Regions from separate parts of the Homo sapiens genome. Here region 2 is linked to region 1. A link is an interaction called in ENCODE POLR2A ChIA-PET data of the cell type or tissue named here. Cell type or tissue: PC-9. All regions are shown on one strand. Each heading gives the region's core, and the rest is flanking DNA. Links, peaks and the distances in the headings are about the cores only.

The links. ChIA-PET counts read pairs that join two places held together with the same protein. Peaks named below come from ENCODE experiments on the same cell type or tissue, not always from the same donor. Only the 100,000 strongest peaks of a DNase experiment are listed, where the experiment ranks them.
Region 2: POLR2A ChIA-PET joins it to region 1 with 5 read pairs; 2 of 35 experiments call an interaction of 5 or more read pairs at or near these places.

Annotation. Positions count from the first base shown.
Region 1 is chr12:69,020,853-69,029,191 of GRCh38, forward strand. It overlaps TODL (transcript overexpressed in dedifferentiated liposarcoma), which reads left to right. Exons shown (of 3, transcript XR_001749099.2): 3 at 4,008-4,479. Among named protein-coding and RNA genes, the nearest start is that of TODL, 17 kb to the left of the region's middle. RefSeq lists an enhancer at 3,306-4,505 and a silencer at 5,647-5,876. In PC-9, for the core only: no CTCF peak of the experiment used is centred there; DNase peaks (open chromatin) are centred at 3,759, 4,299 and 6,729; H3K4me3 peaks cover 1,015 bases; H3K27ac peaks cover 1,587 bases.
Region 2 is chr12:68,944,171-68,952,509 of GRCh38, forward strand. It overlaps a transcript of CPM not described here. Among named protein-coding and RNA genes, the nearest start is that of CPM, 15 kb to the left of the region's middle. In PC-9, for the core only: no CTCF peak of the experiment used is centred there; no DNase peak of the experiment used is centred there.

The DNA of each region.
Region 1 (8,339 bases), core at 65-8,064:
ATATATATATGTATAAAAATATATATAAAATATATAAATATATATATAATATATATATATTAGCCCAATATGGTGGCATATGCCTGTAATCCCAGCTACTCAGAAGGCTGAGGTGAGCCTGGGAGGCAGAGGTTTCAGTGAGCTGAGATCACACTGCATTCCAGCCGGGGCAACAGAGCGAGACCCTGTCTCAACAACAACAACAACAAAAGCAAGGAGCAAGCAAAGTTCTGTTGTCATTTTGATTTCGCCTCTAAAAATTAAGAATGGATGTGCCTGGACTTAAGCTGCCCATGAAGCTGCCCATTTCTGTTGATGGAGTTTACCTGGCTCTGTCACGTGAACCCACTGAGCATCTCAGTGGAAGACCTCCAAAACTGCTAGAGGATAATTTTAGTTTTTTAATTTAAAAAACTTTTTAAAAAATTTTTTGAGACATCACTGTCGGCCTGGCTGGAGTGCAGTGGTTAAGATCTCACTTCAGCCTCTGCTTCTGGGTTCAAGAGATTCTCCTGCCTCAGGTCCCTGAGTAGCTGGGATTATAGGCATGCGCCACCACGCCCAGCTAATTTTTGTATTTTTAGTAGAGATGGGGTTTCGCCATTTGCCCAGGCTGGTCTTGAACTCCTGAGCTCAAGTGAGCCACCTGCCTTGGCCTCCCAAAGTGCTGGGATTACAGGTGTGCCTTTTCCTAGAGGATAATTTTAAGAAAAAGTAAAATCCTGATTCTCCTTCAGATATAAGGTGAATACATGTAAAAGATATTATTTCACTCATTATTTACTGAGGGAATCAGGTTGATGGCACAACCAGTTCAAAGGAAAATCCAAAGAACAGACACATATATGGATTGGGAATATTAAAATGAATTTACAAATAGATACAAAACTGGCTTTTTAATGGAGGGAGGGGGCATTTTCCTTCCATCAAAAATTGTTTGCTTTGCTAGCATAGTTGTGGTTAAGTGTGCAGACCCCAAGAGTCATGGCACTTGGACCTGAAGCTGGGAGCCACCATTTTTATTTATTTATTTTTAGAAATGGGGTCTTGCTATGTTGTTCAGGCTAGAATACAGTGGCTATTCAGAGGTATGATCATTATGCACTACAGCTCGAACTCCTGGCCTGAAGTGATCCTCCTGCCTCAGCCTCCCAAGTAGCTGGGACTACAGGCCCTCGCCACTGCTCCTGGCTGATCCTCCACTTTTAGCTATGTGGCCTTTGGAAAGTGACTAAAACAGGAATCAGCAAACAGCCCAAGGATAAAATCCAGCTGCCACCTCTATTTGTAGAGTTCTTAAGCTAAGAATAGCTTTTATATTCTTAAGTGAATGAAAAAAAAAAAAGAAAAATAATATTTTATGACACATGAAAATTATATGAAATTCAAAATTCAGTGCCCATAAAATAAGTTTGGTGGGAACGCAACCATGTTCATTTGTTTGCATATTGTCTATTACTGCTTTCAGTTCTACAGTGACAGGGTTGAGTAGTTGTGACAGAAACCATCTAGCCTGCAGATCCTAAAATATTTAATACCTGGTTCTTTACAGAAGAGAGTTTTACAACCCCTGAATTATCAGTAATATACTTCTCTAAGCCTTGGTTTTATCAATAATAAACTTGTCTAAGCCTTGGTTTTCCTGTAAAGTGAGGAACTAAATGATACTTACGTATGGGTGCAGTGGCTCACGCCTGTAATCTCAGCATTTCGGGAGGCCAAGGTGGGTGGATCACCTGAGGTCAGGAGTTCCAGACCAGCCTGGCCAATATGGTGAAGCCTGGTCTCTGCTAAAAATACAAAAATTAGCTGGGCGTGGTGGCGTGCGCCTGTAGTCCCAGCTACTCGGGAGGCTAAGACAGGAGAATTGCTTGAACCTGGAAGGCAAAGGTTGCAGTCAGCCAAGATCCTGCCACTGCACTCTGGCCGGGGCAACAGAGAGAAACTCTGTCTCATGGAAAAAAAAAAAAAAAGTACTTACATCATAGAACTGTGGTAAAAATTCACTGAGATGATGCATAGGAAGCACCTACTGTAGTGCCTGGCTTGTGGTGAACTCTATAACACATAGCTAATCAGTCCCTCCTGGAAATTGTTTATATAGATACTGGGATATAAATGTTCCCCTTTTTCCTTTGGGGTCTCTAAGTTAGGATGATATCACCTAGAAATGTCTATAGTCATGCCTATCTCTCTACCTCTTCCACAAAAATAGCAACACTAATAGTATATTAGCATACATTTATTGAGCACATTCCATGTGTTGGGTACCGCTGTGAGTTGCTTGTGCCTTTTTAAAAAATGTTTGAGATAGCGTCTCGCTCTGTCACCCAGGCTGGAGTGCAGTGGCGAAATCATGGCTCACTACAACCTCGCACTCCTGGGCTCAAGCTATCCTCCTGCCTCAACCTCCCAAGCAGCTGGTACAAGCATGCATCACTGTGACTGGTTAACTTTATTATTTTTAGTAGAACAAGGTCTTACTATGTTGTCCAGGCTGGTCTTGAATTCCTGGGTTTAGGTGATCCTCCTGCCTCGGCCTCCAAAAGTGCTGGGATTACAGGCATGAGCCACCATGCCTGGCTCTGCTTGTGTATTATCATCTCATTTAATCTTTACAACCACCTTATAGGGTAGGTAGGTATTATTATTGTTGTTGTCTCTGTTTTACAGATGAGGAAACTGAGACTCAAAGAGCTTAAGTAATTTATTCTAAGTAAGTAGTGGAACCAGCTTCAAGCTGAGGCAGTCTGACTGAAGAGCCATCCGCTTATGCTATCACCCACATAGAGAACACCCACCTGCAGCAGAGAGAACGAGGCCAGCTCCCTAAAGGAGGCAGCCCCATGAGATGGAGGAAAGAAAGGGAATCCTACTAAGAGCTCCCCGTTTTCCTGTCATTTTGTTTTGTTTTGTTTTGTTTGACAGAGGCTAATGTGGCTTTCTGACACCAGAGACAGAAATATGCTCAGGAAAATAAAGGATGAAAAAGACATGGATGTTTCCTTCCAATAGCTCACAGGACAGTGGGGGAGACAGACAGACAAACAAGCAAACGGAAAGAAGACAGGAAGCACTAAGGGCTAAAGTAAAGCCACCTTTTAAATGCTGCGGGAGCACAAGGAAGGGGACTCAACACAGCATCAATTAGAGACATGTGTGTCTTCCACGTGTTGGGCACTGTGCTGGGTGCCCTGCGGTTGACTCTGTTAATATTTCAAGTAGAATGAAATAATTTGCGTCCTTTGCTTTTTGGGCCTTTATTGGTGCCTCTTCTGCAATGAATACAGGGTACCCTACAGTCTGCTAGGATTCAGTGTTGGTTCATCTGTGATGTGGCATTTCTTACTTATAGTTTAATTATGATTGTTCTATGCCAACAATGCTGCAGTGAGGTCTGCAAATGGGCTAGGGAAAGCATTTGTTAAAATATAAAAATGTAATTAAAAAAAGTCAGGGTTGTCTTTCCACTAGCCAAATTATATACTTGCTTACATTTTAGGTACTAACTTATTAAAGGGGGGTCCCAATTATGTCTCCCTTTCACAATGCAAGCATGCCTTTAGCCACAATTATTTGTTGTTGGAAAACTGCACACACAATTGCAGCCACAGTTGTCTAATTGTAGGCTGAAAATGAAGGGCAGGCAGTTAATTATTTCTCAGATGCCTGATGCTGCATGTCATTAGCTGGCTGTGGCACAGGTCATTGCACAAGGCGTTCTTCAGCTACGAAAGGTAAGAGCCTGGGTGACGCACTCCACTGGGTGTGGACTTGGAGAGTTAAACGCCCGCTCATCTCTGCCAGGGTGTGCTTTGCTCCGAAGAGAACTGACTTCCCTGTCAACCTTTCACTTAATACTAGCTTACCTATTCTCTCTGTCTTGCTTCTTTGTCTGTTCTGATTTCTTCAGGAATCATCTTGTCAGCTGAAGTGGATGTGCGCTTTTAAAAAAAACAAAAATCTTTATTCCAATTTAAATTGTTTTTTTCATTTCTGTCTTCCAGCTTTTCTCATATTAGAAAGATTGGAGAGAATTGTTTCTATGGAAGTGGTGAACATGGGACAGAAGTACTTCTCTCTTGATAAGACCAGCATGTGCAAACCAGGAAGAAAAAGTAAAATCTCCAATAATAGAGAGATAAATCAAACAGGAAAAAAAAAAGTCTGGGTCCGAAAAACACGTGCATTCCTGTAGCAGAGTTTATGCGAGTTTTTTTTTCTTTTTTTCTTTTTTGTGATGAGGTCACTATTACTCACATGGCTGTGTGGGATAGACAGAGAACATGCATAAATAACAAGAAAGCAAGCATTCTAATTTGCGCACCTTGTTTTTTTAAGAGTATAATCATTGGCTGGAATTAATAGGAGCAGCTCTGAATGAATAACTTACTCAGCATGTAAGTGAAATAACTGAGATTAGAATCCTGAATTGTTACCTTGGGCCTGGAGCATTTACCTCCTTCTCTACCTGCTTATCTCCATCTCCTCCAAGGTGTGTTAACCTCATGATAATCAATCACTTCCATGATCAACAATCTCGCTTCTTTTGAGATACTCTTAGGATTTCTGCTCTAAAAACTTAGACTACTGGGACTTGATTTTCTTTGCTTTTTTCTCAGAAATGTATCTCTTTCTTGTCCAGTTGCAGCAAAATCGAGTGTATGCGGAGTTAAACTCCTACAATTAAATGTGCCATTTCAGTTATGGTTTCTTATTCAGAGTTTTACTTTTTTGTGTCTAGATTTCATCTATTAGTTTTATAATCTTCATTGTACCCCCTTTGTGACATAAAAATTCTATTAAACCAGTTTTACAAACATTGGAAGGTTAGGAGCAATAAACATTGGTACAAAAGTCCCAATTGAAATTAAGGGTTTCTCATAAAACACTACCTTTTAAGGAAATATTGCCAAGTATAATATAATTGTCTTCACTGAATGTATCAATCAGAGTTCTTGATTGCAGACAACAGAGGCCACCCTAACTGTTGAGGCAGGAAGAGTTTTATTGAAGGAGTATTAGGTAGCTCACATCTAACACACATAAACTCACATACGAGTTGTTATGATAATTCAAACTCTCACATATACTGTCAAAAGAGTGAAAAGGCAACCCACAGAATGGGAAAAAATATTTGCAAATCACATATCAGATAAGAGAGTAATATACAAAATGTATAAAAAACTCCTAAAACTCAACAACAATGACAATAACAAAACAACCTGCTTTAAAAATGGGCAAAGGACTTGAATAAACATTTATCTAAAGAAAACATACAAACGGCCAATAAGCACAAGAAAAGATGCTCAACCTCGCTAGCCAATGCGGAAATGCAAATCAAAACTACAACGAGATCTCACCTCATATCTGTTAGCATGACTACTCATTAGCAGCCATCCTAATTTTTAAAAACCCAGAAAATAACAAGTACTATGAAGATGTGGGGAAATCAAATCCCTTGATCTTGCTAGTGGGAAGGTAAAATGATGCAACTGCTGTGGAAAGCAGTTTAGCTGTTTCTCAAGAATTACTGTATGATCTGACAATTCCACTCCCAGGGATGTGATATTGTTTGGCTCTGTGTTTCCACCCAAATCTCATGTTGAATTGTAATCCCCACATGTTGGAGGAGAGGCCTGGTGGGAAGTGATTGAATCATGGGGGCGGACTTCCCTCTTGCTGTTCTCATGATAGTCAATGTGTTCTCTGGTTGTTTAACAGTGTGTAGTACTTCCCCCTTGGCTCTCTCTCTCTCCTGCTCTGCCATGTGGAGAAGGTGCTTGCTTCCCCTTTGCCCTTCCACCATGATTGTAAGTTTCCTGAGGCCTCCCAAACCATGCTTCCTGAACAACCTGAGAAACTGTGAGCCAATTAAACCTCTTTGCTTCATAAATTACCCAGTCTCGGGTAGTTCTTTACAGCAGTGTGAGAATGGACTAATATAGTATGTAACCCAAAGAATTTAAAGCAGGAACTCAATTAGATACTTACATCCCAACTTTCACAGCAGCATTATTCACAATTGCCAAAATGTGGAAACAACCCAAACCTTCATCAACAGATGAATTAATAAAGTATAGTGTATACACTCAATAGAATATTATTCAGCCATAAAAAGAAATGAAATCCTGATAAATGCTACAACATGGATGAAACTTGAAAGCATTACGCTAAGTGAAACAAGGCAGACACAGAAGGACAAATATTGTATCATTCCACTTACATGAGGTACCTAGAATAGGCAGATTCATAGAGACAGAAAGTACAATAGATGTTTCCAGGGGCTGGGACAAGACGGGAATGGAGAGTTGGTGTTTAATAGATACAGAGTTTCTGTCTGGGATGACGACATTCTGGAAATGGATAATGGTGATGGTCACATAATACTGTGAATTTACTTAATTCCACTGAATTGTACACTTAAAAGTGGGTAACATGGTAAATGTTATGTTATGTATATTTTATCACAATTTAAAAAAAAAGCAAATACTCCTAGCTCAGGGGCTGTGCACAAACAGGCAGCAGGCTAAATCTTGCCCGTAGGCTGTAGTTTGCCAACTACCGCTCCATGGAATAGGGACACAAGCTAGGCAGAGGCTACAGTGCGTGAGCCTCTTTAGAGTCTCACCACAATGGGTAAAGGAATATGCTCCCTATTAGTCAGCTATGTGTATTTGCTCTTCCAGTAATGCAAGTTCCCCTGCATGAACTGAAAGAATTTCTTCAACTTATTATGCCTCAATACTTCTCTATATCCTTATCGATCATCCTGCTTCCTTTCACCTCAGGCATGGCATTCTTTTATAAGACTGACTCCTATGCTTTTTTCTCTTGATTCCATTTTCTCCCCTCCTTCTCCTAGATTCTTGCTCCATTAATCATCCCTTCCTCTCCGCTGGTTCCTTTCTCTTAGCAGCATGTCTGCCCATATTTCCTCTAACATAAAAGGAAGTTCTCTCAACCTTCCATCCCCCTCCAGCTACTATTTTATCCCTTTCTTCCCTTCACTGTCAACTCTTTAAAAAGAGTAGCTTCCACTAGAGTTACTAAGCTAAACTAAAAAGAGAAGTACCTACGTACTTATTCTTTAATCTACTGCCATCTGACTTTCTGTGAATTGAAATGTCCTTTTAAAGGTATTTCCTGATTAGGAATCTAAGGGCTCCCATCATTTGACCTTTCTGCTTCATTTGGTGTGTTAAGTGCTCCTTCTCAGTCTCCTTTCCAGGATCCTTTACAAATCCATCCACAGTTACTGAGCACTTGCCACCTGCCTGGCACTGCACTGGGTGCTGGGGACACTGTCTGCCCTCCATGCATCTCTAGGTTTTCTTTCCAAGGCTTCCCTGAGCATCTTCTGTTCTTGCTCTGTGCTCCTTCTGCAGGTTATTTACCCACTTGCTTGGTATTGAGAGCTTACTCTATGCCACCCTGTTCTAAGTGCTTCACATGGATGAACTCACTGGACATTTGAAACATTCCCATGAGGTGCTATTAACATCTCCATTTCACAAATGAGAAAATCAAGGTACAGAAGGTAGCCCTAAGTACTACAGCTAGTAGGTGGCCGATCTGGGATTAGAACCAGGCAGTCTGAATGTAGAACTTGCCCTCTTTACACTCTACTGCCTCTCCCTCAGCTTCAAATATCTCCTCCATGCTGACTGCTCCATCTATGACTTCAGTTATTTTTGTTTTGTTTTGTTTTGTTTTGCTTTGCTTCGTTTTTATCTTTGAAATGAGGTCTCCCTTGGTAACCCAGGCTGAAATGCAGTGGCGTGATCATAGCTCATTGCAACCTCGAACTCCCGGGCTCAAGGGATCCTACCACTTCAGCCTCCTGAGTAGCTGGGGCTACAGGGACATGCTATGAGGTCTGGCTAACTTTTTTTATTTTTAGTAGAGATGGGGTCTCACTATGTTGCCCAGGCTGATCTCAAACTCCTGGCCTCAAACAGTCCTCCCACCTTGGCCTTCCAAAGTGTTGGGATTACAGGTGTGAGCCACCACCCCTGACCTATGGCTGTAGTTTTGATGTAACTCCTGGACAGGTTCTTTCCTAACATTTATGGGGCTCATACAAAAACCAAAACGGAGCTCGCATTCTAAATGTCTGAAACTTTTAAAGTTATAAGTGAAACTATCAACTGTTAAGTACATTCTATTATCCTGCTTGACAAATATATCTTCTTAACAATACGGATTAAATTTAGGCTTCTTGGACTCTGTGGGGTTCATGCTGGAACACAGCGGCATTGAACAAGCTGGCTCTTGCCCCTGGACTGCCCCCTCCTTCCCCTGCACACTGTGAAAGGCCTTGTGCACACACAGCCTGC
Region 2 (8,339 bases), core at 189-8,188, 77 kb before region 1:
CATGATTAATTGGTTCATTCATTCCTTCTGTTGATAATTATTTAATGAACATCTAATAATATGCTAAGCACTATGAATACCATGGTGTAAAAGAGAAACATAGTCCTCACTTTGATAGAGTTCATATTGTATTGGGAAAGATGATACAGAGATAAGCAGTCACTCAGTTGCCATTTTGATGCCTATTACAGAAAGAAAATTACAGGATATTATGAGACATACTATCAGAACGTACTTACTTTTTTTCTTTTTAGACAGTTTCTTGCTCTGTTGCCCAGGCTGGAGTGCAGTGGTATAATCATAGCTCACTGAAGCCTTGAACTTCTGGGCTTAAGCAATCCTCCCATCTCAGCCTTCTGAGCAGTTGGGACTACAGACACATGCCACAACACCCAGATAATTTATTTTTTGTAGATATGGGGCCTCACTTCGTTGCACAGGATGGTCTCAAACTCTTGGCTTCAAGTCATCCGCCCAGCTCAGCCTCCCAAAATACAGGAATGATAGGCATGAGACACCATGCCTGGCTCCTTCACCTTGTTTTTTGTTTTTTTTTTTTAAATTACAATAAAGAAGTGACAAGGCAGCAGAGCAGAAAGACTGGAGTTACCACTCAAATCAGTCTTTCTGAGAACTCAGACGTTAGGATTTTTAAAGATAGTTTGGTGGGCGGGGACTAGGTAATGGGTACTGCTGATTAGTTGGGAAAAAAATCATAGGGGTGTGGAAAACTGTCCCAGTGAGCTGAGTCTGCCTCTGGGTGGGGGCCACAGGACCAGTTGAGTCATGAGTCATGAGTCCAGGTAGGATCAGTTGATGGCCAGAATACAAAAATCTGAAAAACATCTCAAGAGACCAATCTTAAGTTCTACAGTAGTGATGTTATCTATAAGAGCAATTGGGGAAGTCACAAATCTTGTGACCTCTGGCCACATGACTCCTGAGCAGTAAGGGATTATAAAAGTATACCTATACTTTAGCAGAATTCAGGTCCCTCCAATAACCCTAATCTTGTGGCCTTTCATTAGTTTTCACTCTCTAAGCAAGGAGGAGATTAGTTTTAGGGAGGGACTGTTATCATCCTTGCTTCCAAGTGAAACTATAAACTAAATCCCTCCCATGGTTAGCTCTTTGTGCCCCCAGGAATTAGCAAAGACAGCCAGCCTGTGAGACTAGAAGCAAGATGGAGTCAGTCAAGTTAGACTTTTCTTGCTGTCATAATCTTTGCAAAGGTGGTTTCAGTTCCCTCCCTTGTGCTTCAGCACACCTCAATCCTGAGGTGTGAGCTGGGGAGATGGGAAAAGGCTGACAACTGCTCTTCCTGTTGACAGGGGGTATAGTTGGGGCAAGGGTTGCCCCCAAGGTAAGAGGAGTGAAACCATTTTGCAGTTGTCTGTATGTATTCCCAGGTGCCTTGTTGGGTCCCCAATGTTGGTATAACAAAAACGTTAGTATTCTTATCCACATCGTTAGTATAGCACTTAAGAGAACAGTAAACTACAAGAGACCTAATGCAAGGTGTGAAAGTCTTAGCTTCAGGAGTCCTTGCAGAACTGATCTGAAGCCTTGAGGGATTCAGGTAAATATCCCCAAGAACCAATCAGATGTGAGTCATTAGTATAGGCTCACAAACAATGGACAAGGCTAGAATTTTTTTCTTTTCTTTTCTTTCTTTCTTTTTTTTTTTTTTTTTTTTTTTTGAGACAGTGTCTCACTCTGTTGCCCAGGCTGGAGTGCAGTGGCATGATCAGAGCTCACTGAAGCCTCGACCTCTAGGGCTAAAGTGATCCTGCCATCTCAGCCTTCCAAGTAGCTGGGACTACAGGTGTGCACCACCACACCCAGCTAATTTTTAAATAATTTTTTGTAGAGATGGGGTCTCCCTATGTTGCCCAGGCTGGTCTCGAACTTCTGGGCTCAAGTGATTCATCCTCCTGCCTCGGCCTCTCAAAATGTTGGGATTACAGGTGTGAGCCACTGTGCCCAGCCAAGGCTAGAATCTAATAACAGGCATGCTATAGGTTTTTTTTGAAACATAATTTTTCCCTCTCCAGTTTTCCCCCATTTTTACCAAAGACAAATCATAGCAGGACCAATTTATTTGCAAAATAAGCTTTGGTTTTATTTATACTAGGCCTAATTGTTTGCATGAAACATAACATGAATAATTATTTGCTATATAGGCCTTTTTAAAAAATTGGCTTTGCTGGATGTTTTTTTAATAAGGAATCTCAGATTAGACCTTTTAAAAGCATCTTGAGCCCAGCCAAAGATTTATTTGTGCCTGCAGATACCTGTATGAATTGAATGAATTCCTCATTTCTAGAGGTACCAAAATAACTTGGGATTCCTAGGCCTATCAGAAAGGGACATTTTTACTTACCACAGGTTGGGAACCTTGTAAAAACAAGGTGGCCAGTTTTTCCAAGGAATTTTTATCAGCTCTGTAGCTCAACCTCAATTCCTCAAAGCAGTCTGAAAAGTCTGAAAACATGTCATTCCAGTCAAAGCCTTGGTAAAATAACTAGTGTCTCTAATAGTGTCCTGTTACAAAAGAAAACAGATGCTTACTGAACTTATGCAAATAGCGATACTACCATAAATTAAGTATACGTAGACATAGTTTCCAAATTACAGAGAAATAAGGTAGAGAGAAAGAAATGCGCTCCAAAATTTGCTCACTGGAGTGTATTTTACTCAGTTGTTAAAAGCTGTAAATAGCTCCAAATAAAAAAGTTTTCTTGACTCTGAAAAACACAAAGAATAAGCAACGTTTTAAGCAAAAAATCATAAAAAGATTATTTTGGTCTTCTGTTTGCTCAGTCCATGCAAATAACTCCTGTTCTGCTCAATATTCATGAACACATAAGCTCTCCATGAAAGTCCTAGAAGTTTTTTCCCTCTATTCCAGTGGCACAACCTCCAAAGTCATCAGAAACCTGCATTCAAGAGCACAGAAGGTGCTCATTGAGTTGAAATGGAGTTAAGTGGAGTTCAAAAAAGCTTCCAGAAGATGGATCTGTTTAAGCTGTAACTTGAAGGGTGAAGAAATAGAAAGTCCAGGCAGAGGAAATAGTATGTTTTATTTTACATAGTCATGTAGTTTTTATCAGATATCTTTGCACACATTAGAAATAATTTTGAGGCCGGGTGCAATGGCTCATGCCTGTAATCCCAGCACTTTGGGAGGCCAAGACACATAGATCACCTGAAATCAGGAGTTCAAGACCAGCCTGGCCAACATGGCAAAACCATATCTCTACTAAAAATATGAAAAATAGCCAGGCATGGTGGCATGCACCTGTAATCCCAGCTACTCAGGAGGCTGAGGCAGAAGAATCACTTGAACCTGGGAGGCGGAGCTTGCAGTGAGCTGAGATCGCGCCATTGCACTCCAGCCTGGGCAACAGAGTAAGACTCTGTCTCAAAAAAAAAAAAAGAAAAGAAAGAATTTTTATATAATGACTAATTTTATTTATTATTATTTTTTTTGAGACAGGGTCTTGTTCTGTTGCCCAGGCTGGAATGCAGTTGCACAATCAGGGCTGACTGCAACCTTGACTTCCCAGGCTTAAGGGCTCCTACTGCCTCAGCCCCCGAAGTAGCTGGGACTACAGGTGTGTGCCACCATGGCCAGCTTTTTTAAAATTTTTTTTTATTTTAGTAGAGACAAGGTCTTGCTATGTTGCCCAGTCTAGAAATTAGATTTTTATAAAAATTTATACTAATGTCATAATTTCAACCCATTTCTAGCATACCCACTCGCCAAACAGCTCTAATAGCTGTTCCCCATCCCAAAGCAAACTCTCAAGATCCAAAATAGTCTAACAAACAAACAAATAAGACCCAAACTTTAAGGACTTTGAGCTTTGCCAAGATAGGCTTTTATCTAACTCCTATTGGGAATGATATTCAGGCTACAGATGAGTTATTTTAGTTTTGCCTTTCTAGAGTCAACAGAAACACTGAAGCTTAAGTTTTCTAACTGTCCCCTTGATCTGTTCCCTCGAGCACCCTGGATTTTATTATCTGACTATAATAGCTAGAATATAGGGGTCAGATAAATACCGCTAACAATTTATTTTTTGGAGTTTATATTGAAAGTGTGAAGCTATCTGTTTTATGACCTTAAATTATCATTCGTGAGGAAGATGGAAGAGAGATGAGGGCCTGAGGGGGTAGGCATTAGGGAAATGAGAATTTTTGACATGAGAGACTGACATGAAAAAGTAACCCCAAAATATTCAGGTAATAAAACCAATGCATTATTGATCAGCCCATCAGATTATGTGTTGTTTAGTTTCTAGTGTCTGTCTTTTAGAGTATATAGGGAGTTGGGAAGGCTTTGGGGGTTTTGGGGGGAGGGTAGGGAGGAGGTCCCTCTACTCCATTTATCATCTCTCTTGAACTGCAGAATTGGGTTTTAAAATCCAAGTTAGCGTAACCCCCAGTCAGAATGAAGCTTGGTTGCCTGCATATAGCAACAAAGTTAGGAGGAAATAGTCTCAATGATTAGACTCTCATCATCTCAGTAATACGAGAAATTGCAATTAAGGGTAATTCAGTAAGGATTTGGAAGCCTGAAATTGCTCCAGAAGTAAAAAGTCTTGCTAGACTCCTGCATCTTTTGGTTCAGTTGCCATTTATTGCTGCCACACAACCCAGTAAGCATGCCAATGTATACTATGGCTAAATATGATGCTCTAACCTTGGACCATTGCTCAGTAGCCAGTGGCAGATTGGAGTGGAGGTAAAAGTACTCATAACTTGGTGCCCCACAGTTATTTGTGGGAATACATATTTCCTCCACTAAATGGTAAGCTCCCGGAGGACACAAAATATACTTTATTAATTCCTTTATCCTCCATCAGGCCTATCAAGTATTTTGTATGTATTAGAAACTATTTTTGTTGTTAGAAGTACAGATTCTGGGCTCACACCTGTAATCCTAGCACTTTGGGAGGCTGAGGTGGGTGGATCACTTGAGTCTAGAAGTTCAATACCAGCCTAGCCAACATGGCGAAAGCTCATCTGTACAAAAAATACAAAAATTAGTTGGGCATGGTGGCACACACCTGTGGTCCCAGCTACTCAGGGGGCTGAGGCAAGAGGATCGCTTGAGCCCGGGAGGTCAAGGCTGCAGTAAGCCGTGATTGTACCACAGCACTTTAGTCTAAGCAACGGAGCAAAACCCTGTCTCAGAAATAAGTAAATAAATTAAAAAGTACAGATTCTGGAGCCCAGTAGATAAGGATTCAAATTCTGAGTGCCAACATGACTGTGGTTTGGTGTTTAAAGTTGTAATTAGGAATTCACCACTTACCACCTTCATCCTCTTCCTGGCATTAACTCCTGTAAGCTTCAGTTTCTTCTTTAGAAATGTGGATAATTGATAGCACCTACCTCATAAGGAGTTTGAGAGGGTTAAATGAGATTGTTCACATAAAGCACTCAACAATGTGTCTGGCATTCAGTAAATGTTGCTATTATCAATGGAGGTTGTGCAGTAGGTTTTCAAAGAAGGTGTATTAGGTTGTTGAATTATGGATCATGCTTGTGGTGCACAAGCAAGCGAACACAGTTGAGGTACAGCAATGGAAAATTGCAGGTGAGGCTGGCTTCAGAACGACATGCCCAGGGACTCAAATGATGGCACCCAGACCTGGTTTCTCTCATTTCATAATCAGTGTTGCATTCACTGTGTTTGCTCCATTCTCAGACAGCCTCTCATCTCCAGGTCAAGACCTGGAAGAGTCTGCTTCCCTTTAAGTCAAATCAAAGCTTCAGCTAGGTCTTGTTGGCTTGCATTGGGCGAATGAAGATTATGCACCTGTGCCTGAGCCATCCTCTGAGGCCAGAGGATGCAGTGTGCTTGGGCCTTGTTCACGTGCTCATGCCTGGAGTGAGGGGGCAGACAGCTACACCTAAACCATATTGACTAAGAGTGGAGGCAGGGCTGGTTCCTCAGAGGGAAATTAAGGTGCATGTTCTAAAAGAAGGTGAATAACTGCTGTGTAGAAAAAGGTTTTGAAAGGTGGTAAATAATTAATATAAAGTAGCATTGATGCTTCAAGAAGATATACCACTAAGGTATATCTTCATTCGCCCAATGCGCGCCAACAGGGTATTGAAAAAGGTAGGAAATAATTAATATACTACATTATGTTATATATTAGTGTTATAAATCTTGGGTTTCAGGAAATGGAAATCTTATTTTGTAATTTGTAACAGTAAAGCAAGTAGGAGAGAAAGGGAAATAGATTTATATTGTATCAATTTAGCTAAACTGGAACTGGGTTTCCCTGAATTTTTTTCCCAGCATGGTTGTGGATTGATTGGGCCACAGCAGAAGCTTTGTCCAAGATTTGGAAGGTGGGAGTTAAGTGCCTATTCTTTTTATGCTCAGAAGGTCAGTCCAGGGCATTAGAGCCACTGTAGCTCACATACATTGTTGCTTCTCTGCTGGCTCACCTGACAGGCATGAGGCAGCAGCTGGGTCCACCAGCCCTTATAGAGCCTGCCAGATTGCTCCTTCAGCTTCCGCGACCCCCAGGCCAGGTGTGTATTTACTCCTGACTAAGGTGCCGCTGTTCTTCAAAGTGATCCTCACGTGGAAGTGGTAGGCCTGGAGGTAGGGAGATACCATCATGGGTTCCAGTCTGTCTGGAGGCCCAGCTCTTCCCCACAGGCTCCAGTTTGTCTTTACCTTCTCCAACTTCATGTCCATCTTTCCTTGCCAACTACCTTCCCTGCAGACTGCAGACCCAAGCACCGGGTGCAGAAGCCATAGCATAGAGCTTTTAATGATCTCCCACAATTGCATAAGGTCCAATCCTTAAAACAAATCCATTAGTCTATATCACTCCTAGTGGTTCTGCTTCTCTGATTGAATTTTGGAACATGGAATGAAACATATGGACTTTAAAGTCTGACAGCCTGGCTGTACCACTTACAACTGTGTGATCTTAGGAAACTCACTCAACCTCTCCGAGCCTTACTTTCCTCAAGTGTTAAATGAGAACACTAATCCTTTCCTTTTAGGATTGTTGTGATATAATAAATAAAAATCACTTAACAATGCTCAAACTTCAACAGCATTCAACAATGTTTTTGAGGCTTTCAGGTTTTGGGAATACATTGAAGAACAAGGCAAGCATATCCCTGACCTGATCATGCTTAGGGTTTAGCTGGGGATACAGGCAAGTTAACTAGAGTGTGGTAAGTACAGTGTGGTAAGTATTCCTACAAGGAAAAGAAGGAGTAGGATGGGAGGACTAGCTTCATCTTGGTGGTGAGTAGGGGAGAGGAGTATGTCAAGGAAGGATTCCCAGAGGAAGTGGCATCTACACTGAGCCCCAGGGACAGATGGGAATCTTCTGTCATTTTAGGAAGAGGGTATTATGTGTGCAAAGCTGATAGGCAAGGGAAAGCCTGGAGGTTCTCATCATCGTTAGGGTTCATATTGCAGATGCCAAGTGCTGGCCGTGCCAGCCCCCACCACCAGCGAGTGGGTCGTATGTCCAGAGCAGGGAGGAGGCATGGAAACTGGGAGGTGCCAGAGCCCAGGGAGCAGAGCAACCAGGAGCCCGGGGGCCTCATGGAATAACCTAGACTGGCTGTGAGCACACCCTGGACTGGGAATGGAAATATAAGGCTATTTTAGGGCAGTGTTCTAGCAAGTAAACATGACTTCCTAAGAAGAGGAAAAGGACAAAGGGCAGAAAGGAAGGAGCCAGATGCCATCAGTTACACAATGTGCCAGTGAAGGCCATGGGAAACCATGTGAGGGGAGGGAGGAAGCTGCAATCCGTGTGTGGGTTTTTGCTGAATTGGAGTTTCCTCTCTCCTCTCCGGGACATGTTGTGCTATGCCATGTTGTGCTATGGCATTTGAGATTATCTGGGGGCCAGAAGGACTTCATATCCAAGTGATAATAAGGGTATATCCTCTTGAAGCATCAATGCTACTTAAAGATTGCTTTTTTGAGGGAAAGCCTATCTTATTTTAAAAATGTATCTAATAGATATTTCATAGAACAGAATGCAAATATGTTTTGGGTTTTTGCTTAGGATAAAATATGGGCCTTCAAGGAAATGCCTCCACTGGGGAGAGCTGGTCCCTGCTCTTCCCTTAGACCCAGGTTAGCCAGTATGAGGTTACTTTGTTCTGGCATTGAGAGTACTTGGCCAGAGAAAGAGAAGTTTAAAGCCCAGGTGAGAGTCTAGCCTGAACTTTCTTTTCTCTGAAGGCTATGTCTTGCCAGCCCCCCATCTCCAGGACGGGCTACATGATCTGTGGGACCCAGTGCAAAATGAAATTATTAAAAATTTCAAGATGGG